Linked DNA regions of Homo sapiens: region 2 is linked to region 1. A link is a loop called in an ENCODE intact Hi-C map of the cell type or tissue named here. Cell type or tissue: heart right ventricle. All regions are shown on one strand. Links, peaks and the distances in the headings refer to the core of each region. The heading gives the core; the rest is flanking DNA.

Region 1 (11,800 bases), core at 1,755-9,754:
TTCTCAGCAATTCCAGTGATGTTCAGGTATAAAATCCAGGACCGAGTGTTTTTAGGGCCCCTCAGCTGCAACGTGACATGGGGCACATGCAGAAGAGACTCCATCCACCCTGAGCAGCTTTCCTGAGCCTTGGGGGACTGGCTTACTGTGGGTCCTAGGCTTCTCTTTTTTATTTCTGCCTATTACTCTGTGAGTAATAAACCTGCTTTGCTCGACTTATGTGAGTGTTCTGTCTCACTGGACTTACGCCAGTGGGAAAGGACCTTTGCACCCATTTCCAAACAAGACCACATTTTGAGGTTCTGGGTGAATATGGATTTGGGAGGGGGACATTATTCAACCCAGCACATCAGCCATCTTGAATTCCTGCCTCCTTCATCAGGTGAGTATTCAGGATGGCTGGGCCACAGTGCCATCAGGCCATGCTGAGGCCCACTTCCATGTCTCAGTCAGGTGTGTGCCACTGGTGGCCTGGAAGGACAGGCAGAAGCCCAAGGCCCTTTAGGGGTTGACAGAGCTGTGGGCAGCCCCAGTCTGTCAGAAGAGGGCTGAGGTTGGAGGCTGGCTATGGCTCACATGGGAAAGCTGATGATGGAGGGAAGTGGGCATTCCCTGCCCCGGCACTGAGCAGGAACGTCATCACTGGCCCTGCAGCTCCTGTGGCTTGAGTCCCACCTGCAGGTCCTTGCTGGCTTAAGAGCTCTGTCCTGGCAAAATAAGAACAACTGCTACATGGCAAGAGCCCCCGCAGAACTCTGGTGGCTTGCAAATGAATCTCTGAGAAGAGGAGTGGGGAACAAGAAGATATCTTGCATGCTGAAGCTCTGATTGTTCTATGGCAACTTCCCAGACGCTGAGAGAGCCTGTGTCTTGGATGTCCCCTCCTTCCCCACCTAGCTTTGAGCCTGCTTGCATATCCTGGCCTTCCACATTTTAAACCTTTAGGGGAACACTTTTCTGCCCTCTGACACTTATATTCTCCCTAATGATGACTTTGTGGACTCCCTTTGCTTATGTGCCCCTGTGCTGGCCCAAATTGGAGGATCTCTGGTCCCCATAGGCAGAAGGAGCTATGCCTATTTAGGAAAGGTGGCAGAGAGCCCGAGGGGCACATCCACTTCCTTTGGAAGTTCAGAGTCCCTGGAGCGGAGGTTGTGGGATTCCTGAGTTGGAGAGGACATTAACTGTCACCAAATCAACTTCCTTAGAGCTTTGAGTCCCTTCTCTGTGGCTGCTCCTCAGGGTTATCCCATGCTTGAAAAAATGCAGAAACAGGGCACTTGCTACCCCCAAGGCAGCCCAATTCATTTTTAGACAACTCTAATCTTTATCAAATTCGTCCTGATGCTGAGTCAGAATCTGCCTCCCTGGGCACTTCACCCCTTAATCCTGGTTTATCCACTGGGGCCTGGAGCGCAAGTATAATTCATCAAATCATCAGCTATCAGAGCTGGAGGCCACCAAGGCCAACCCCTCATCTTAAGTTCCCTTTCTTGCTCCAGATGCCACTTCCAGATGTACCAGCCTTGGCCAGAATTGTCTGTAGTTTGTATTTGTCTGCCTCTTCCCTGGATTTTAAGAGTATTTTATTTTTGTTTCCTTGGCAGACTTGGGTACCCGTTCTGAAAAACCAGGTTGGCCTTCTCAACCTAGGAAGGAAAGGAGGGTGGCAAAGGTGCCCTGCACAGGTATGACAAATGAAAGACTGGTGGCTATACTCACAAGCCCAAAGACTGGGGTGGGCAGGAGGCAGGCAGGCCTGTCTCCCCACCAACCTGAGGTCTGCATGGGACTGAAGGCTGCAGGCAGCTGTTCTCTCTGCCTGCCACCCCCATCCTCAATATAAAAGCACACCCATCATAGTATTTATAGAACTAGTAAATAAAGAATAAAATAGCAAGTGAAAGTAGGTTTTGATTGCCTACGTGTTGGTAAAACCCAGCTGGAATAATTTGATTCATGCATGGAAAAATGCCTCCGAAGCAGGGCCTTTTTTTAGTGTGCCGAAACTGAATCCCTCCAGCCGCAGATAGAAATTTCTGCTCCTATAGTTTGGCTCTAAGACTAAGAATTAAAATCTAAAATGAGATTCCAAGAGAACTAATTATTTGATCCCTCGAAATATACCAACTAGCCGTTTTCCAATCTTGCAGACAAAGCTGCTGAATGAAGGAAGAGATGATAACGCCCTCTTTGGCACCCAGCTCTTTCTGGGAGGCACATCCTCACCCAGTTGGAAGGGAATGAAGACTGTCTCATCTGTCAGACCTCTGGACATAGCCCTGTGGCACAAAGAGATGTGTCTTTAGGCAAAATTAGGCACCATGTGAATTTGATTTCTGTTCCTAGTATAAAGGGGCTGTGACTAATTTTATGTTCTGCGAGTGGTTTTGAGGAATGAAAAATCTATTCTTCCCACCCCCAGCCGCCCACTCCCTCAAATAAGGGTTTCCTTTTCCCAAGACGCCAGATTGCTTTGCAGACAATGCCACTCACTTGTTATAGGAGGTTCTGGGAGAAGTTGGCATAGAGCATACTTCTGTTCTTGGACATTCTCTGGCTTAATGGACACTGGACTTATCAGTGACCCATGGTTGTGGACAGCTGCTGCTTTTCTTGTCTGCGACACCCCCTCAGATGCACAAAAACACACACAGGAAGCCCCAATATGGTGACCTTAAGAGCTAGTTTGAAAAATACTTTTGTTTTAGAAACTGTGTGGGCTGGTAGAAAGACGAAGTGAAGCTTTCACAATTAAGAACTGTGCTTTGGAGTGTTGATCCCAGGAGACAAACTCCCAGAAAACATCCCTTCACTGCTCTTGACTTTGGCCTTCACTTTAAAATACATGATCCACCAATTAGGCATCCAATTGGGTTTCTAAGATTTATTTTTAAAAATGTGAGGATGAAGGGATTCCCAGTCACTGAGAATGAAGGATGAAGGGGTTCCCAGTCACTCACATTGTAGTGAGAATTAGTCCAAGAAAATAGCTTTCCTCTGAACCCCTTTATGCATTCGGCTACTTTGAGACAGTGAGACTTGGAGTGAGAGAGAATGGTAATTTTAGCAATAGTGCACGTTGGGGACTGAGGACCTGAATTAAGAGATTCCTACGTTTGAATTCCAACATTTTCTAATGTTCAGATGCATCTGATAAACCAGTAATTTGTCTAAGGAGATTGACAACCATTTAAATAAAACACTGTCTTCATGGTGGTGGTGGTAGTGGGGGGCAGCGTTTGTTACTAGTTCTGAACAACCAGCTTGCAAGTGAATTTTTTCAGTCAGTAATTTAGACTGTGCAAATGATGAAACTGACATTCAGAAAGGCAAAAAGGTCTCACATGTACGGTAGTGAAAAAAGAATTTATTCCTCCAAATGTAGGGTCATGGTGTTACAGATAAAGGAAGGGCTCTTATGCAAATAAATCCATGAGGACAAGCCTATGGGGTCATGGTGAAGTGCTTTGTCATTGCATTCTACCACCCCTTCCCTAACTCCCTGCTACCACTTATTTTCAATTCTACCCTGCCAGGGGGTTTCTGAGGTGTTGCCCTAGAAGTGCCCAAACCCTGGTCTGCTGTAAAGGACATCCCTGTAGATGTTCACTCACCCTAATGGGGAACCTTCGTGGAAATCTAATTATTCATAATCCAATGATTGCTAAGGCTCCAGCAATTGAAATGATGCATGACTTCTTGTCATTAGAACACCGCTAGAATGGTCAGAGTTCTGTGTCTGCAATGGTTTCAGGACCGCAGGGCAGAAGCAAGAATGAGGAGAAAAGAAGACTTTATTCCACCTGGTACCTTGGACTGAAGTTGCAGGAGCAGTGATGGTTAAGTATCAGTTTTGTACCCTGGAGCGAGTGAACACCTGCGACTGCGTGCAGAATTTCATGTGGACATTTTTAGGTAAAGGGACCTCATAGTTTCTTCGGATTTTCCTTTTTTTTTTTTTTTGGCAGAGTCTCACTCTGTCACCCAGGCTGGAGTGCAATGGCATGATCTTGACAATCTTGACTCACTGCAGCTGCCACCTCCTGGGTTCAAGTGATTCTCCTGCCTCAGCCTCCTGAGTAGCTGGGAAAACAGGCACGCACCATCACACCCGGCTAATTTTTTTTTTTTTGTATTTTTAGTAGAGATGGGGTTTCACCATGCTGGCCAGGCTGGTCTCAAACTCCTGACCTCAAGTGATCCACCAACCTTGGCCTCCCAAAGTGCTGGGATTACAGGTGTGAGCCACTGCACCTGGCCCTCATCAGATTTTCAAAGGGATCATGACCCCTCCCATGCAAAAGATTAAAAACCAGCATAGGTAATTTTGACATTGCAGTAAATGATTTATTATTAGAAAAGATACTTAATACTAGGATGATGTACGGTAAAACGACTGCATCAGTTCGAATAGGTAAGACTATGTTGCAGTAACAAACTCAGTGGCTTAAATACAGCAACGCTTATTCTCTATGCTCTGTGCCTGATATGGGCTGGCAGGGAGAATATGCACACTGCAGCCCCTCAGATGCCAAGCTGAGAAAGTCTTCACCTCGACAGAAGCTTCCCCCATCACCACAGCAGCAGGAAAACCAAGTGGCCTGAAAACTCACTGGCTGTTACACTTCCACCTAGGAGTGCGCACATTTTTAATTGGCCAAAACAAGCGACATGGCCATGAGGTATCTCGAAAACAGGAGGGGACATCCGTGTCGGACGTGCCCACATGGAGAACCGGAATATTTGTGAACATCCCTAATGACTACTGCTGTGATATAAAAATTTTGGAAAGAAAACCATAAAGTGTTCAGCTCATCCACTTTAAAAATTAAGAGCAAGGAACATAAAACTGTATTCAACAAATATAGTACATAATAAAAAGAATTCAGTTCCTTGTTATGGCCAATTAAGATAGAAAAAGTCGGGGGAAAGAGATTGAAAGAGAGTGGGGAAATGAGAGAAGACGAGAAAGAGGAGGGAAGAAAATGAAAGGGGCTTTTGTGCAGAGAGGAAAAGGGGCAAGGCTGCATGTCAAAGCAAGGTCAGTCTTTTCTGCCAGCTGAGCCCTGCATCTCATGGTTCCACCCAGGCTGCTGGCCCAGGAGGCCAACTCCCTGGGTGCAGGCAGTCTTCCAAGTTTCCCAGCACCCCAGCTTTCTGCGGGCTGCTCTAAGTAAACAGCACAGCAGGGCCCCCAGTGCTCTGCATGGAGCTCCTTGCAGAAAATCCCCTTCTTTTGCATTTCTTGGGAGCAACACACTAGAGAGCATCTGAGTGAAGCTCAAAGCCAGGCGTGGCTTGTGGGCCAGGGTCCCACCCCAGGTCATCTCCCTGCCAGACACCAGGGTTCCTTTTGTGTGTGAAGGCCACCTGCACAAAGGCTGCAGGCAGACCAAAGTGTGTCAAAAGCAGCAAAGGAAATCTCCTTCCCTAATGCAATAACTCGATTCAGTGCACATGTTGAAACTATGACATAAATATGCTAAGCACATATTTTATAATAGAAAAGACTCGTTCTGTCTCTCTGTACATCTGCATGTTTTAAAGGCATAAACTAGCCCCAAGGGCTGTGACTTCCTCCACCCCCGCTTCTTCCCTGTCTCCTGGAGCTGAGTCTTCCCTTTGCCCTAGGAAAGTCATGCTTATATGGCTGTCCGCCTGTGGCCACCTGCTCTCCTCACTTACTGCTCACTAAGAGAAATGGAGAGGTCAGCTTGGAGCCCTCCCCAGACTCCCGGAGGAGATATATACCTAGCTAAGAGATGGGCCAGGCGTGGGGGAGAGTTAGGCACAGAGAAATCTTGGGAATGGCAAAGGGCTGGGCTGTCTTGTATTATCCTGATCGGTTTCGATTCGTTCCTCACTACCACTGCCCTCGGGTAAGGTGGTGTGAACTTGGCTTTTCAAAAGCCATGTCCCCTGTATCAGTCAGCTATTGCTGACAAGCTCCTCCAAGATTTAGTGGTCTAAAACAACAACTGTTTCTTATTTCTCACCAGTCTGTGGCTTAGCCAGATGGTTCTTCTGGTCTGGGCTGGGCTCCTTAGGTCTCCACTAACCTTGCTCATGTATCTGTCTATGGCCAGCTGATGTGGTGGCTGGAGCTGGCTGGGACTTCTCTCCTATCATCTGGCATCCTCTGCCAGGCTAGCCCAAGGCTTGTTCACATGGCCATCATAGGGCTCCAACAGTAATGAGAGGGCAAGTCCCAATGCTCAAATGCTTTTCAGACCTCTGGTTGGGCCACTTTTGTTACTCTGTCATTGGCCAATGTAAGTCACATGGCCAACCCAGATTAAAGGGTAGAGAAATAGATTCCATCTTGCTGGGAGGAGCTATAAAGTCACATTGTAAAGGTGACGATAAGGAGGTGGGTGGTACTAGCTTGTAGTCATTTGTGCGATCTGACTCTCCCAAATCCCATCCTTTCCGTGTCACTTCTCTGGTAGATGGTCTCCAAGATGTCCTCTTTCCCCATACCACCATCTAGGGCACACAGCCAGTAGGGGATCAATGTGCACTACCCTATGAGAGACTCAGGGCACCATGACACACAGGCAAAGGGACCCTCTCTGGGTTAGACTTGGCTGTGAAAATCATCTGAAATAACAGGGTTTAAACAAGGTAGAAAGTTTTCTCTCGGGCTGAACAGCCAGCCTAGGAGCCTTGATAAAATCACTAGGGACCAAAGACTTCTTCCAGCTCACTGATTCACCACCCACAGACAACTTCCTTGTCCTCATGATCTAAGAAGGCTGCTAGAGCTCCAGTCATCACAACTGCAGGACAGCAATATGGAGGAAAGAAAGAAGGGTGTATCTTTCTTAAAGGAGATCTTCCAGTGGTCTCACTCACTTCTGCTCACGTCTCAGTGGCCAGAAGTTACCTGTACTCCCTAGTACAGGGCACACTTACCCAAAAAGGCGGCTCAGAGAAAGCTGGGCACATTGATGCTTCAAATAAATTTTCTGTGACTAGGGAAAAGGAACAAAAGGATTGGGAGATCTTTGCCAAATAAGGTCTTTTGCACACGTTATGTGACTGTGAAATCGTAAGACATCTTTGCATACATTTCATTTGTTTAATCATTGCATCTGGGGTAGATGCATGTCATCTAGTTAGTTTGGTTCATGTAAATGCATGCAGTCCCCTATTGCAGTCCCCTAGGCAATTTGTCATTCCTTCATGGCTCAGTGGCCTCTTGGGCAATGCTCTGAGAGGGCCCAAGGACTGGCTCACCTACTCAATCCCAGGACTGAGGCTCATTTTATTTTATTTTCCAATTTTAGTTGCTATGTGACAACCTCACAGTAAAATTCACAAATCTTAAGCATACAGCTGGAGGACTTTTTATATATGTAGCACCCATGTAACCACCACCCAGATCAAGCTATAGAACATTTCAACCCCTCTGCTGTCACCCAGAAGGTTCCCCAGTGGCTCTTCCCCATCATGCCTCTTCCCCATGCCCACCCCTAGAAGTAACCTTTTGTGCAAGGAGACCACCTGCATGAAGGCTGCAGTTGCCTATATGGCTGGGATGTCCCGACACTCAGGTTGTAAAACAGCATTAAGTAGTCTCACTCAGGTTTCTGCTCCTCTTCTCTCCTCTCACGCAGCCTTTATTTGCTCTCTGGTTCTGGTCTCCTTCTCTCTTAAGGCTTCTTTATGTTTCAAAAGCAGTATGGCCTTTCTTGTTTGGGGTCCCCTTCCTTACCATAGCCCCGACTGGTCGTATTCTCCCTGCTGGCACCCGATCAAAGAAACCTGGTGATTTGTAGGACAATTCGACATGTTCTCTGTGGCTGCCATGGGCTGATGGATAGAAGGGATATAGAGACCTACTTTGGTTCAACTGAAATAACTTTATGGTGTCACTACTCAACAGTGCAGCCCCCAACCAGTGGTGTCAGCCCCACTGGGAATGTATTAGAAATGCAGATCCTTTGGCCCCTGAGAGCTGCTCTAAAGTGACATGGGTACTTGATCAGGAAGTGAGAGCCCCTGGAAGCACCTAGGTCTGGGGGGCCTCCATCAAGTCGCTGTGCCCCAGGTAGGAGCTCAATAGTAATGTCACACCACCAAAGCAGTATCATTCTATGAAGTCATAGTTGCCCTGTTGTCTTGAACCTGTCATCCCCTAGATCTGGTTTTTAAAACTCCTTTTCTTACTGCCAATCCACAATCCCTTATCTGCAATGGAAACCCACAAGTTTTGTGTAAGTTTGGCACAAATATATTTGGCAGCAAAATCTGGTTTCAATTGATATGAGGCTTTTTGGAGTTATTATATATCCCTCTTCATATGATTATTCGTGTCTCAGCACAGAACCATCAACGTGTCTGATTACCCATGGGATGTTTCATAAAACACGGTTTCTACAAGTCTTACCTTTCTAATACATGAAAACTTCTTAATTCTAAAACTTGTCTGAGCTGAAGATTTTGGATAAAGGATGTGGGCCTTTCTCTCCTTTGCCTCACATAGTTTACTCATTCAATTCCTTTAACTTCTCTCTTCATTTTAAATTACGATTGTGATTATTATTATTAATTACAAAGGTAATACTTGTTTGAAAAAATTCAGACTATGGAAATAGACAATCCTGCCCCTGCTTCTGATCACAGCTTAGTATCCCTGCTTTTCTTTTTCTTTTCCTTTACACATATGCATAGATACACCCCAAAATTCACATGTGCTGACACATATTTTAGTAACAAAAATGCAGTCATACTCTGCATAGTACTGGTAATCTCTTCCCCCCCACTTAAATAATGTATCAGGGGTTTCTTTCCTATGACTATATGTATATTTGGCAGATGCTGTTGGTGCCTGGCCTGTATCCCTGGAGTCTGACCACTTTGGCGTGTGCCACTCCCTTCTAATTGCCAGGGTACACATTCTTTGGCTTGAGGGCTTTCTCCAAGCTCTGCCAAAGCAGGGAAGGCTGGAAGTTCCAGGGAATTAACAGCCCAGGGAGCAGCCCTCAACCAGAGTTTCAGGAGTTGATATCTAATTATACCAGCTCCCTTGCTCCTTGAGTGGGATAACTTGGAGGCATTTCCTAGAGGTCCCCAGCAGGACTGAGCCCCAGTTTCCCACAGCGGTAACTAACTGATAACACACCTTTTATTGGCTTGCCTTCCCTTCCCCATCTCCCCTCTCCACTCCCCTCCACCTCCCAGCCGCACCCCTCCTGTGCTTCTTCCATCTCCCAGATAATTTATACCATTATGCTTGTCTCAGGATCTGTTTCTGCAGAAACTCATACTAGGACAATCTAGAAACACTTTTCCTTTTTATTAACTTCCAAGTGTGCTACCATATGGCTAGATCATGATTTCTTTAACCATTCCCTTATTACTGTCCTGCTGGACAATTACAGTGTTGCTAATTTTTCCATGTGACAGATGAGACCGCAGTAAGCCTCCTTGTACATATATTTTTGGGTGTGAGCATTTCTGAAAGAAAGACTCCAAGAGGTACAGTTTCTGGGTCAAAAGGTATGTACATTTAAAATTTTGAAAGATATGCAGACATTTTGCTTAAAGTATTTTGGATGTTGCATCATTCTCTCTTTTAGTTTGTTTGTTCCATCTAGGTGGGCTCTGCCCTGCTCTTCTGCTCAGAATATATGTTCTCCTGGGAGCTTATATTAAAGCATCTCAGCTAGAGTGATCAACTGTCTCAGTGTGCCTGGGATGGGAGGATTTCTTAGGCCATAGCTCTTTCAGTGCTTCAGCTGAGACAATCCCAGGCAAATAGAGATGGTCAGTCACCCTAATCTCTGCTCCTTCAGCCGAGCTCTCAGTTTCCAGAGCTCCTGCTTTCAATTCCTCTGCCTCGGGCTTCACACCCAGGATCTCCCACCCAAGCTGCCTTGGGATCTCACCTCCCAGCTCACAGGGCACCTTCTGCTCCCATGAGCCAGTTCGTCACTAAACATACACATGCACACACCTGCATTTTCACAATCATCCGTCAGGATGTGATTGCATTGCTCTCTTATAACTATTTCTTTTCAAGCACAAACATGTCTGCCCCCTCTGTGGTATCTCCCAGTGGCCCAGTGCTTTTCCACAAGCCAGGTGCCAAGGGGAGAAATGTGGGCACTCTGTCTTTTTCCTAATCTATTTATTTCTGTCTCTCTTATGTTTTTCTGTCTTTTCTTGCCAGCTATCATTCCAGAGGATGCTTAGCCGTACCCTGGGGATGGAGTATAATTTTTATCTATCTTTCTGTAAATACTTTGAATATCTCTTCTCCTCATCTGGGATGGGGGTAAGAGGAAGAGAGAGCTGAGCTAAGAGATGGAGAAGAACAGATACCTGAGAGCATTGCTTAAGCATCTAGAACTAGCCAAACCTGAAGCCTCACTATTTGTCTTAGTTTGGGTCCCCAAAAGCAGATGCTGAGACAAAGATTTGATTTTAAGTAGTTTATTTGTAAAATGGGCCCAGGAAGCCACACATAGGGGAGAAAGGAAGTCAAGGAAGGGAAGGAAGCCAATAACGACTGAGTGAATAAATAAGCCAATGACCCTTTGGGCAACTGAGGCTCAATCCAGTTAGGGAACTCTGGGAACTAGTGTGAAACATGCCTTTAAGGTACCTGTCTGAGAACGAGGGAGATGGGGTATTTATCCTTCAGCTTCTTGACCATCCTTGGTCAAAGGTTGCCTCTGGGGGCATTAACTCTCTGGAACTTCTGGCTGGTCCTGTGCATGGGCCAAAAGTGCTCCAGTGGCCAGAAGAAAAGTCCTGGTGTTCACCAGCCACCTTCCAGTGCATGTGGATGGGGCACTGACACCTCTGTTTCAATACCCCCATCCTCATCCCACCTGCACCATTACATTTGCTTTGCTGCTCATTCCAAGTCTGTTTCTGTCACTTGCAACCACAAGAATCCTGATTAACACATGGCCCCCGGCTGCCCCAGTCCCAGATACTTGTTCCCCACTGGAGCCCCCATGCACCTGTTCCTGTGCCTTTGGCACTGACTGCCTTTGCCCTTGTGAGATTACTTGATTTTGTCCCCTTTCTCCAAGCAGACCAAGGGCCTAACTCACTAGATGTGCACTGCATGCCAAGCCTTGTGAAACCCCCACAGCCACCCTATGAGGTGAGGACTGGAAGTAGATTTGCTGGATGAGGTTCACAGAGATCAAGCAACTTGCCCAAGGTCACACAGCTAGCAAACACTTGGACTCAGGTCTGCATGGCCTGATGACATGTGTTTTTGCTGCTTCTTGCTCCAGGCCTGCACTGTCCACCCTGGCCCATCAGTTATCATTTTAATTCTTCAGCATCTTCTCCCATTAGGCTCCACTCTCTCAAGCCACTCTCCTTACCACCAAATAAAAACATTTTCCATTAGCTCGTTTCATTTTCCTAGGATCTCTGACTCACTTAATCCCCTGCATTTTCCCCATTTGGTTAGGGGGTCCTTTCCCGCTTCTGGCATCTCCACTGTGGCTTCTCCGTGCACACAATAAGAAAGAAGCCCCATAGGGTTTGAAAAAGGTAGGGGTTGTTATTACCACCCTGTGTCACAGATAGGGAGGCAGAGGCCCAGAGAGGTGGTGCAAGGTGCTGAGACCACATAGCTGGTGGTTGACAGAGCCTGGCTTGGAATCTGAGTTTCTCTCTAAACCTTGGGGTGTCTCCTTACATTTACTGTGTTTACAGAATGCCTGGTGGTCCAACCTACTGTCCAGCTTCTCATGGGCAGGGACCACATGTGACCTCACTTGGGACTGGAGTTGTGGCTTCTGTCTTTACAAAGCATTTGGTAAAA
Region 2 (11,800 bases), core at 2,034-10,033, 65 kb after region 1:
AATAATAAGACAGTGTGAAGACACTCAAATTACATCTGGCCAAGGAAAGGACAACAACAAATATTAGTTCTTTCTTCTCTTTCTGATGAGTTAAGAATGTTTACAAGTATGTTGCTAGGATAATATGGTGGATTCCCCACCTTACTATCTCAATAGTTAGCTATGTGACTTTGGGCATGTCACTTTATCTGTGTCTCAGTTTCATTCATTCATTCAGGCAGGCAGGCACTAAACACTTATGGAGTGTCTACTAAGGGCCAGTCATTGTTTTAGGTGCTGAGGAAACAGCAATGAACAAAACAGACACAATTTTGGCCCTCATGGAGTATATAAAGGAATCGGATGAATTATAAAACAATCAAATATATCTTTCAACAGAAAATAGGCAGTCTTCATAGAGTCTAAAATGTTAGAATGTGTCAGTCTTAATCTATCTAAAAGGGTGCTGAAGTCTGTTCAATTCTCTGTGCTATGATTCATGTTTCCAAGGTATATCTGTTAGGAATCTTTTGATTTTAAATGTCAGAAGACTCAACTCAAACCAACTTAAACCACAAGAGAATTGGCTCACATAACTGAAAAAAAAGTTGAGCAGAAATGTTGTTTTCAGGCACAGTTTGACCCAGCAGCACAAAAATCGTGCTACCAAAAACCTGGTTTCTCTTTATCTCTTTTCTCTGTATTATTCCATTTTGACTACAATTACACATGGTGGCCCCCACTTGTCCAAAGTACCTCATTATGATAACCAAATGCTACCCAGCACCAGATCTTAAAGCACGTTCACATCACACTACCCACGGGCTTTCTCAGAAGTCCCACCAAATTGCTTCTCACAGTTGACCCCAACCCTGAGTGTGGAAGGGATGTCTACCTCCACACTCCAGTATGGTTATACTGGAAAATGGGGAAGCAATCCCCCAAGGGAAAAATCAGGATCATTTTGCTTGTAAGGGTTGAGAAAAGCTGGAGAAACAACCCAAGCTGGTGTATTAGTGCATTCTCACACTGCTATAAAGACATACTGAGACTGGGTAATTTATAAAGAAAAGGCATTTAATGGGCTCATGATTCCACAGGATGTACAGGATGCATGCCTGGGGAGGCCTCAGGAAACATACAATTATGGCAGAAGGCGAATGGGAAGAAGGCACACCTACATGGCAGGAGCAGGAGGAATAGAGTGAAGGGAGAAGTGCTATACACTTTCAAACAACCAGATCTTGTGAAAACTCACTCACTATCACACTGACATGAGAACTTCAAGGGGGAAATCCACCCCCTTGATCCAATCAATCACCTCCCACCAGTTTCCTCCCCCAACATTAGCGAATACAATTCAACATGAGATTTGGGTGGGGACACAGAGCCAAACTATATTGGCTGGAATGTCCCACAGGAAGCCTAAGAACATGCCCAGATCACAAACAAAGCAGGAGAAACAAAGATGATTTTTAAAAGAAGCAATTTTATTTTTAACGTATATATTTAAAAGCATTAACTTTATCATAATGGGAAAACTCGGAACATTATTTTCATTGTAATTGTTTCATAGTTGAGCACTATTTTTATTGTGAATAGCACATGGGATTGCGTACAGCACACTATAATCTTTTCAGTGCTTGAAGGTGCCTAAAATCTTAATACAACCCTCTGGGCAATCAACAAAGTACACCTCCTCCAGCTGCAGCCATGACTTCCAGCATAGTGTTCTGTGTTCCTTGAGGGGCAGAATCACTGGAAAGGGGTAGGAATGAGTAAAGTGGTCTTTGGTTTTATCTATCTGCAGGTTCTTATGAGTTTGGTTAATGTGGGTCAGTCCTGCCAAGGCTGATGATCCCTGAGAGAACTGAAAGTGTGGATTTCTGGGCCAATCAGGATGAGGCCCAGGCCTCCACCAAGGAGATCACAGGCAGATACAGACCCTGAGAGAGCTGTCCCTCCCTCTCTCCTCAGCACTCTCTTGATGGCCACAGGACTCCTACTTAACTCAGTCAAAATGAGGCTCAATAGAAGAAAGTCTAGAAGGGAATACAACCAGCCATTAGCAATGGTTATCTTTGAGTGCAGAGATATAGTGATTTTTAGTCATTTATTCCGCAAATATCTATTGACAGCCTACATTGTATCAGACACTTTTCTAGACACCGTGACTATAGCAGAGTACAAAGCATAAATAAACCACCTGCCTTCATAGAGCTCACATTCGAGTGAAAGAAGACAGATAATAAACCAAATAAATAAGCAAAATCTATAGTATGACAGAGATAAGACTAGGAAGAAAAAGAGATCTGGGGAAATGAATGGGGAATTGGAAGAAGAGTGAGATTGCAAATTTAATTAAGTGTCCAGTGAAGACTTCACCAGGAAGGTGGCATTTGAATAAAGGCATGAAAAACACTCAGGAGTGGGCTATGTGGCTGTTTAAGGGAAGAGTGCTCCAGTCAGGGGAGAGGACCAGTGCAAAGGCCTTGAGGCAGGCTATGCCAGGCATGGTCCAGGGGCAGCAAAGAGACCAGTGCAGCTGGGACAGATCTTTGGTGGGAGCAGGAGAGTAATAGATGAAGCCAGAGGTGAGGAAGAGTGGGGGCAGACTGTGAGACTGCACAGGACCTCGTAAGGACTTCAGCTTTTGCACCAAGATGGGGAGTATTGGAGAGTTATGGGCAAGGAGTGCCTCTATCTGGTTTAGGGTTTAAAGAATCCCTCTGGCTGCTCTGTTGAGGATGGACTATGTATCAGCAAGGGAGGAACAGACTGATTGGGCCATTGTAAAAGCAGATACAATGACAGTTTGGCTAGGGTGGCAGTGGTGGAGGTGGAAAGAAGGAGTCATGTTCTGGATAGATTTCCTTTATTCATGTTTCACTATTTTCTATAGTTCCCCCAATGAAAGTGTAGGAAAGAAGACAAGTGAAAGCTACATGCATTAATTAATTGGGGTGCACGGTGAGTTGCTGATATGGTTTGGCTCTATGTCCCCACACAAATCTCATGTTGAATTGTAATTCCCAATGTTGGAGGTGGGGCCTGGTGGGAGGTGATTGAATCATGGGGGTTGTTTCTAATGGTTTAGCACCATCCCCTAGTGCTGTCTTGAGACAGAGTGCTCATGAGATCTGGTTGTTTAAAAGTGTGTAGCATTTCTCCCTTCTTTTGCTCTCTCCTGTACCGCCATGTGAAGATGTGCCTGCTTTCCCTTTTTCCCCTTTGCCTTCTGCCATGATTGTAAGTTTCCTGAGGCCTCCCCAGCCATGCTTCCTGTACAGCCTGCAGAACTGTGAGTCAATTAACCCTCTTTTCTTCATAAATCACCCAGTCTCGGGTAGTTCTTTTATTTTATTTTATTTTTATTTATTTATTTTTTTGACAGAGTCTTGCTGTGTCGCCAGGCTGGAGTGCAGTGGTGCCATCTCAGCTCACTGCAACTTCCATCTCCCGGGTTCAAGCCATTCCCCTGGCTCAGCCTATCGAGTAGCTGGGACTACAGGTGCGTTCCATCACGCCCAGCTAATTTTTTGTATTTTAGTAGAGATGGGGTTTCGGCATGTTGGCCAAGATGGTCTTGATCTCCTGACCTCGTGATCCACCTGCCTCAGCCTCCCAAAGTGCTGGGATTACAGGGGTGAGCCACCGAGCCTGGCCTCAGGTAGTTCTTCACAGCAATGAGAGAATGGACTAATGCAGTTGCTATAAGTCTCATTTGCTATAAGTCTCATTGCTGTTGTGAGCATGGAGACAGCTCTATCCTGGAGCCCTGGGCTTGGGGCACCCAGAGAAGACAGGAGGGCTTCATACCAAGGGTGGCCTTCCCAGCACCACATCCAGCCCTCCTGCTCACTGCAGGGCAGCTGTGACACATTCATCCAATGAAAGGGTCACCAGGGGAAGGTCACCATTGAGCAGAAGGTGAGATGGGGGCTGGGTCTCTCACAGTGCCTCCTTTCTCCAGCCTCCTCAGCAGAGACTATAGGGCCAGGAGGAGGTGACGTGGTGGCAACTCAGACCTAGTCCCACTGATCACATGATGCTGGGGAGCACTGAATGGTTGTTGGAGCATCTGGACCTATGACAGGACCTTGTGACTTAGCCCTAGGAGGGCTGTGCCCATGCTTCTGCCCCTTTGCCTGTCGATGATGGAGAACTGTCCAGTGATCGCCTGCACAGAGGTCGGTCTGCCATCCTCTTGCAAGATTAATGCCTGTAGTCCCACTCTCTGCTGCAGGTGCTGTCCTCTATAGGAGCCACTGGCCACATATGGCTTTTTAAATTGAAATATAAATTAAGAGTAAATAGAACGAAACAATCAGTTTCTCAGTCCTACTGGCCACATTTCAAGTGTTCAGTAGGGACCTGCGGCTGGGAGGCCACTATATCGAGTAGCACAGATCTAGACCATTTCCATTATCATAGAAAGTTTTGTTGTATAGTGCTGAGTTAGAGGATGGGACAGGCTGTTTGACATTTACTTGCTGATGCTCACAGTAAACTGGCCACCCCAGGGGTAAGGCTTGTGGGGTGGGGCAGTGTGCCATCAGAGAATTCTACTCGATGCCTGCCTCTTCATTCCTCCACAGCCTTCATGGTTCACCTCAAATGTCACTTCCTCTGTGAATGACTCACTCCATTCCTGGGATCCCATGACACTCACAAACACAAATAACATACTATTCCATGCTTGGAATTATGCAGAATCATGTATGTTGCAGTCTGCCCCCATGTGACCGTCAAGTCTTTCGATGGCAGTGACTGTGCCTTATTTAGCTGTGTATAGCCAAAGCTTGTGGATGCTCAATAAATATCTGTCGCATTACATGTCACAGAGCCCATTCTCCCTCCATGAGTGTGTGTTCGCACAGGTCACTTAACCTGTCTGAGCTCCAGCTGTATTGGCGTTAAAATGTAGGTGCCTGGGACTGGTTATATTATTGAGACATGCAGTGAAAACCATGCATAAGATTGGCAGAAGCTTCTTTGGGTGTGATGTAATAGAAAATAGATCTTGGTAACAGGCATGTTTCTTCCACTCACCAGCTGTGTGACCTTGACCAATGTACCCAACAGCTCTGAGCCTTTCAATTCCCACTTGTGACAAGGAAGTGAGGAGAGTTATTGTGGAAGTGGTGCTGGGAACAGGGCCTGGAATATTATGGGGGCTTACTACCCATTAAAACCTAACCTATTTGCAGATAAAACCACAATCTCTGGAAACACGGGTTGGCGGTCCTGGGAGAGCCCAGGGCAGGGCTTGGAGCTGGAACTCCCCCCAGCACATGGCAGTCTGCCTCCGCGAGTTGTTCTTCTCAATGCACCTGATGGTGGTGGTGAGCATAATTCATCCTTGCTCACGGTTAATGGCTGGTGACATTTTGAAGATGGCTGCCTGGCTTTGGCTTTGCGGGCAGCAGGGGAATTTAAAAATGCCCAATTGATGTCAGGTTCCAAGAAATACAAAATAGAATTGCACACAGCACCTGAGAGCAGACACAGTCACGAGAGTGAGATGAAGGCTCTCAGATTCCCCCGCAACCCCCTGACCTTGCCCCCAGTGACTGAGAGTTGGTGGCCAGAGGGGGTCATCTGTCCTACCTGTTTGGACATGCTGAAATGGTGGACCAATTTACCATGGACAGAAGCATTTCGTGGGGACTTGGGGATTAAAATTCCACATGTCTGGAATCGATATTCTATGCTGGTGTTATAATTCACTTTTTGAGAGAGGACGCAGCTCTCCGAATTCTTGGGTGAAGTAAATCACATATCTATGGGATTAAGGGGATTCCCCTGCTTATAAATCGCACCCAGCAGTGGGTGGGTAGATGGTGTGGAGGAGGATGGTGGGGGAGGGGCAGAGGAATGGAGTCTCTGAGTCCCACTGGAGACCCTCGATCACAGCATTTCACGGGAGGCCAGCACGCCAGAGTGAGCATCAGACCGGTGTGATTTTTCTGATGGGAATGACACAAAAAGGTGGACTGGAGTACTTGGGTTGGCAGAAGCAGCCAGAAATGACTTTAAAGTCAGGCAGGCTGTTTAGGTAAGCACCATAAACAGCTGGGCCCCTTTCTGACACCAACATTAGCTACCGCATCTTAAAAGAAAACAACATGGACAGATTTACAGGATATTTTTTTTCCCCTTAGACTTGCTACTGAGTGTGTGTCTCTGCTCATTTTGTTCTGCTTTGCGGGGACAAATTCGGATCAATGACCTTGAATGTATCAGGCTCTTTCACATGGGGCAGAGCCAATTTGGACTGACTCCCAGCTAGTGTCCTTCACCCTTTCCCCTTCCTCAGAGGCCCTCCCAGACACTTTTTCCTTTGGGGAGAGAAACCCTGGCAGAAGCTCTTAAGAGCTGGCAGGAGGCCCGTGTCCCCAGCAGGATCACTGGAGCTTCCTTGGACTACAAGTCCAGGGAGGGCCAAGACTGGAAGTGAAATGCATTTCTTGTTGTCAGCCTGTTCCCTAATGGGTAACAGTTGATGTCGCAGAATCAGCCTGATGATTTGGCATGATTAGAAGGCGCCGCTTCTTAGGCGGGCCTGGGGATCATGGCTTGAGTGTGGAATTAGCTCTCAGCGCCCCAGGGAGGGATCCAAATCCCGCTAGAGAGAAGCCCCCACTCCCGCTAAGGAAGCAGAGGTAATAACTAATAACCTTCCCTCCGCCCCGCCTTCCCCTAACCTTGTCGTGAACCGTGGTTGTTTTGTTCAAAGAAGTGCTCGTGCAACCAGGCTCACTTTAATGAAAAGCAGACCCTTGCTCACCGTTGCCCCTCCTTGGGCAACAGAGATAAAAACCTAATGGCATGTCAGATCCTTGATGGCAAACTCGCCAGGAAAACAAAATTATCAGGGTAGAGCGGAGGCAGCGGACCGTATCTGCTTTTGTACCATAAAATAACATAACCCGATGACCCCCTCATTTGCTGAAGGGGCACCCGGCTGGAAACACGGAGGCCTCTCACAAAAGTTCCCGCTGCCTGTCACGGCCACGAGTCGGCTTCGAAACAACCTTGCTCCCAGCTCTCTTTTCTTCCCCTCCCCTCAGGCATCTCGGCCTTCATTTCGAATTTCCAAGGCACAAGCCCTTGATGACAACACGTTTATTACCATACAAATTGTGAGACTCTTGACAGGAAAAAGTCCTCAGACGGTTTCCTGTGCAGACACACACACCCACCCACACACACTCTATTCCACACTGAAAAACAAAATTCCCAAACTATCTCTATCAGATAACAATGTCAAAAAGTCCCTTACCTAACAAGTCACTGAAAGACTGTCTTGACAATTCATACAATGACGTTTAATTGCATCCAAGAGATGTTTTGAAACAATGTCAGAAGTTGAAGAATGGTGAAAGTCCTTTAAGAACAACACTCTTGTCAGAAGAGCATAGTGACCTCAAGGAAACTTTCCTGAGTCATGAGCCTGGCTGCCATGGCTACTTCTCTCTTTCTTCTTCTCTCCCTCCTTCCACCTGTCACAAACATTTATAGAGCATATATCATGAGCCAAGGTCCACGATAGGTTCTGGAGAAACACCCTTAAGCAAGACAGGAATGATCCCTGACTAATTTCTGACCACTCATCTGTAGCAGAGCTGCTTCTTGCCCCCCAACATCCAATATCACTTTCTTTCTCAATAATAAGATCCCCAATTTTTAGCTAGGCATGTGGGTCTCCATAACAAAAAATACATGTCCCAGCCTCCCTTTCAGCAAGGTGCAATCATGGGACTAAGTTCTAACTAATGGGATGTAAGCAGAAGTATTGTGTGACATTTCCAGGAAATGTTATTAAAGCAAGGGAAGCGTATAATTTCCTCCATCTTCCTCCTTGTGGGTTGGAATGTGGATATGATGGCTAGAATTCAAGCAGCCATATTTTACCATGAGGTAGAAGTCATGAATGGCTAATGGTAGAAGAGCAAGATAGAGCCTTCAATTGTAGAATCACTTTGGAAAACTGGTAATCTCCTACAAAATTAAACATGTACCTATACTATACTCAGCAATTCTACTCCCACTCATTACCCAAGAGAAATGAAAACCTATTTCCACACACAGATTTGCACACAAATGTTGGTAACAAATTTTTTTCCTAATAATCCCAAACTGGATAAAATCTAAATGTCCCTCAACAGGTGAATAAACAAATTATGGTGTATTCATACCATGGAAGACTAATAAGCAATAAAAAAGAACTACTGATACAGCAACATCAGTAAATCCCAAAAGCATTATATTGAGTGAAAGAAGCCAGAAACAAAGGAATAGCTACTGTATGACTCCATTTATATGGAATTCTAGAGCAGGCAAATCCATTCCCTGGTGATAAATGTCAAATCACTTGGAGAGGGGCACAAGGAAACTTCTGAGCTGATGGAAATGTTCTCTTTTGGTTGGGCAGTTAATTACATGGTGCAAACATTTGTCAAAATTCATCAGGATCTGTGTATTTCACCGCATGCAAATTATACAATAGTAATGACAATGATATTGATAACAATAATAGCCTGGTCCTTTCGACTTTGTCATGCCACCTTTTCAGCCCTCAACCGTCCACCTCTGAACCTGATTTATTATGAGAGAAAGAAACTTCAGCCAGTCTTCTTTGGCATTTTCTATCACTTTTAGCTAATCCTGTCTTGACAGCACTACATCTTCTCCATGCCAGTCACCGGTCATGCAGCTGACTCCTCCCTCTGCTCTGAATGGTAAAGTCCACAAGGGAGTAGGTCCCAGGAGCTATGACACAGGTGGAATTTGACAACAAGGTTAATCCAAGTGCTGCAGTTTTGAAAAGTCTCACTCCAGCCCTTGTTTCAGGATTTCCCCAGCCTGAACACACAGCCAAGTCTCCTCACTCATTCTCAGCCCACCCAGGAGAGTAGAGCATTGCAGAGTCCGTGCCCTCACACCTGGCAGCCCATTTGGCAAGCAGGATCCCACCTTGTGAGGTTCACTTTGGTCACCCGATTATTCTTGAATGCCGGTACCAGGACTATTCTTAGCACACCGTCAATCCCCAGGAGACTCTGAAGATGCACGTGGCTGAGTAACAGCTGCATCGCGGCTATTACCAATGCCATTATCATCATCATTATTGCAGAGATTCAGCTTTTGTGGTATGCCAATCAGGGGACGTTTGGGGGCCTTTTCCATAATTGGAAGAACCAGTCCAGGGCACGCGTGGGTTTCCATTCAGAGTGGGTGTGACCTCACGGGAAGCATACTTTCTTGTACATAGCTGGGGCTGGCATTTCTTGTCCAGTAGGCAACTGCCTGTGTGGAGGGATTTCAGGTTGATCTTCTGTCCTTCTCTCCTATCTTGCCCAGTCCTGCCACCTCTGTCCCACCAAGTAGTCCCCTCACCAGCAACCACAAATTCTACAATTAGGGATTCATTCCTTTGACTTTACATTTTCTCTGCCATTAAAATGCAAATCCTCCTGCCAGCTTTCCAAGAATTGTATTTTATTTCTTTTTTTCTCATTTTTCCCTTTTAAAATAAGGAGGTAGAATACATAAAGGGCCTCATGAGAGGGTATTATTGTGGAAGGAAGAGCATGAAGAAAAGGGAGATGGGGCAAGGTCAGTGAGGACAAAACAACAAGAATGGCGAGTACTTCCTGTGTTTCCAGCATGCCCTGGGTTTCGGCTCACATGATGTTATGAGAGTGACCCTCTTCTGAAGTTTTCTTTAACAAACGCTTGGTGCCTACTATACACCCAGGCACTGTCGCAACAGCTGTATGAAACTTAACTCATTTCATTCTCATGTTAACTCCAAGAGGTGAGTTTATTAGTATCCACAGATTACAGAGAAGGAAACTGAGGCACAGAGAGATTAAGTAACTTGCTCAAGGTCACATGGCTGGTATGTAGCAGAGCTGGGATCCCAATCCCTGCCACCTTGCTGCAGAGGCTGTGCTCATAAGAATTTTTATGTAACTTTATGTAACTATAAAAGAGCAGGTTATTGCTCTGCCATCATTGGATGGTCTCAATTGCCCAGATATCTTGCTTTTTTTTTGAGACAGGGTCTCACTCTGTCACCCAGGCTGGAATGCAGTGGCACGATCTCGGCTCACCACAACCTCCACCTCCCAGGCTCAGGGCTCAGCCTCCCGAGTAGCTGGGATTATAGGTGCACACCACCACACCTGGCTAATTTTTGTATTTTTAGTAGAGATGAGTTTTCACCATGTTGGCCAGGCTGGTCTCAAACTCTTAACCTTGAATGATCCACCTGCCTCAGCCTCCTAAAGTGCTGGGATTACAGGTGTGAGCCACTGCACCCAGCCGATATCTTGCTTTTTTACTCATACAATATTTCTTTCAAATAGATACTATTGTAATTTTTTTACAATGAGATGTTTTCATTGTAAGGGTGCACCCACATATTCCCAGCATTTCACTTTCCTCCCAATATACTTTTCCAAAGGAAAAAGATGTGGTATCTGTTTCATTTTTTTAAAAAAAAATGTCTACAAACAAAACACCAGGAAAATAACAAAAAAACCCAACTAGTGGATGCCGTGCCATCAGCTCAGAGACACCGGGACCCAGGGTGCATCCCCTCAGGCCTCTGAGATACATTTTCTGAGATTTTAGGGTGAGGGTTCTTAAACAACAAGAGGGGAGAAACCTAAAAATATTGTTCAACCTGGAGATGCCACAGGTGAAGAAAGGAGACACCACCCCGAGGAGCAGCGAGGACAAATATTGGAGTGTTTCTGATGGGAGAAAAGCCAATGTGTAGAAAAGGTCTCTTGTGTTAGCTGTGGCAGCTGTGGAAGGTGCTGGAAGCTGTCGGCTCCAGCACTGGCACTTCTATAGACCTAGGCAGTTGGGAGCCTGCCAAGGCCGGGAGTGGGGGGTGACATTTTGGAGAACAACACCTGGAGCCTTTTTTCCCCAAGAAATAAAAACCACATGTGTAACTAAGGGGAAGCAGACCATTCCACAGATAATTTCCTATTCATACCTGGGTGGAATTGGAATCTTCTGTGAACTTTGCTCCTGCCTCTGTGTCCTTACGCTAATGACACTGGTGTTTCGTTGTTTGCAGAGGCCACAGGAAGGAATGGTTCATGCTTTGGAAAGATGGACCAGGTTTAGGCAGGGGTGAGACAGAAGCAAAAGGACACAAGCTCCTGGTGGGTGCAGGGAAAAGGCAGGATTCTGAACTGAATACAGGCCCTGCTCCAGTGATAGGAGCTCTGATGACATCCATGGCCTCCTGCCCCTATAGTCCTCTGCTCCCTAACTGGGGCTGCCAATCTCTGACTTGACAGCCTGGCCGTTCCTCAGGGCCAGGGATCAGTCGAGGCCAAAGTATCACTTGATCCTTCCCTGAAATGCCTCTGCCAATCTGTAGCCACATCAGTTTAGCCTAGAGTCCCTCAGAACTTGCTACCAACAAAAACCTCTTTACACCACGACCCTGTTAACCCTTCACACTCCCCCATTTTCAAGGCCTCTGCTGTCTGTTGCCACACTCAGAATTCAGAAGGACTTTCTACTCCTTTTCATAGGTATTCTGCTGCCCAGAGCCTGCCTAATCCAGTGTGTGAATCTCCTGTGGCCCAGATCCAACCTGTCCCATGCTACGGGAGCCCTCTTTCTAATTGAGGTCCCAGATGAATTGAACTCATGAGTGAATAGGCATCTATGTGCACTTTATCTCATGTCAGACCCCCTAACCATCCTCTGAGATAGATACCATTGTTCCTGTCCAAATAACCTGGATACCTAGGGCTCAGAGATGTTAGGGCACTTGGTCATGAGC

Evidence for each region. Peaks named below come from ENCODE experiments on the same cell type or tissue, not always from the same donor. Only the 100,000 strongest peaks of a DNase experiment are listed, where the experiment ranks them.
Region 2: it touches region 1 in a loop (5-fold over the local background); 3 of 110 quality-filtered maps call a loop at or near these places.

What each region holds. Positions count from the first base shown.
Region 1 is chrX:39,478,249-39,490,048 of GRCh38, reverse strand. No RefSeq gene overlaps it. Among named protein-coding and RNA genes, the nearest start is that of LINC01283, 49 kb to the right of the region's middle. RefSeq lists an enhancer at 11,553-11,800. In heart right ventricle, for the core only: no CTCF peak of the experiment used is centred there; no DNase peak of the experiment used is centred there.
Region 2 is chrX:39,413,991-39,425,790 of GRCh38, reverse strand. All of the region lies in intron 1 of LINC01283 (long intergenic non-protein coding RNA 1283), which reads left to right. Among named protein-coding and RNA genes, the nearest start is that of LINC01283, 15 kb to the left of the region's middle. In heart right ventricle, for the core only: no CTCF peak of the experiment used is centred there; a DNase peak (open chromatin) is centred at 6,340; H3K27ac peaks cover 2,006 bases.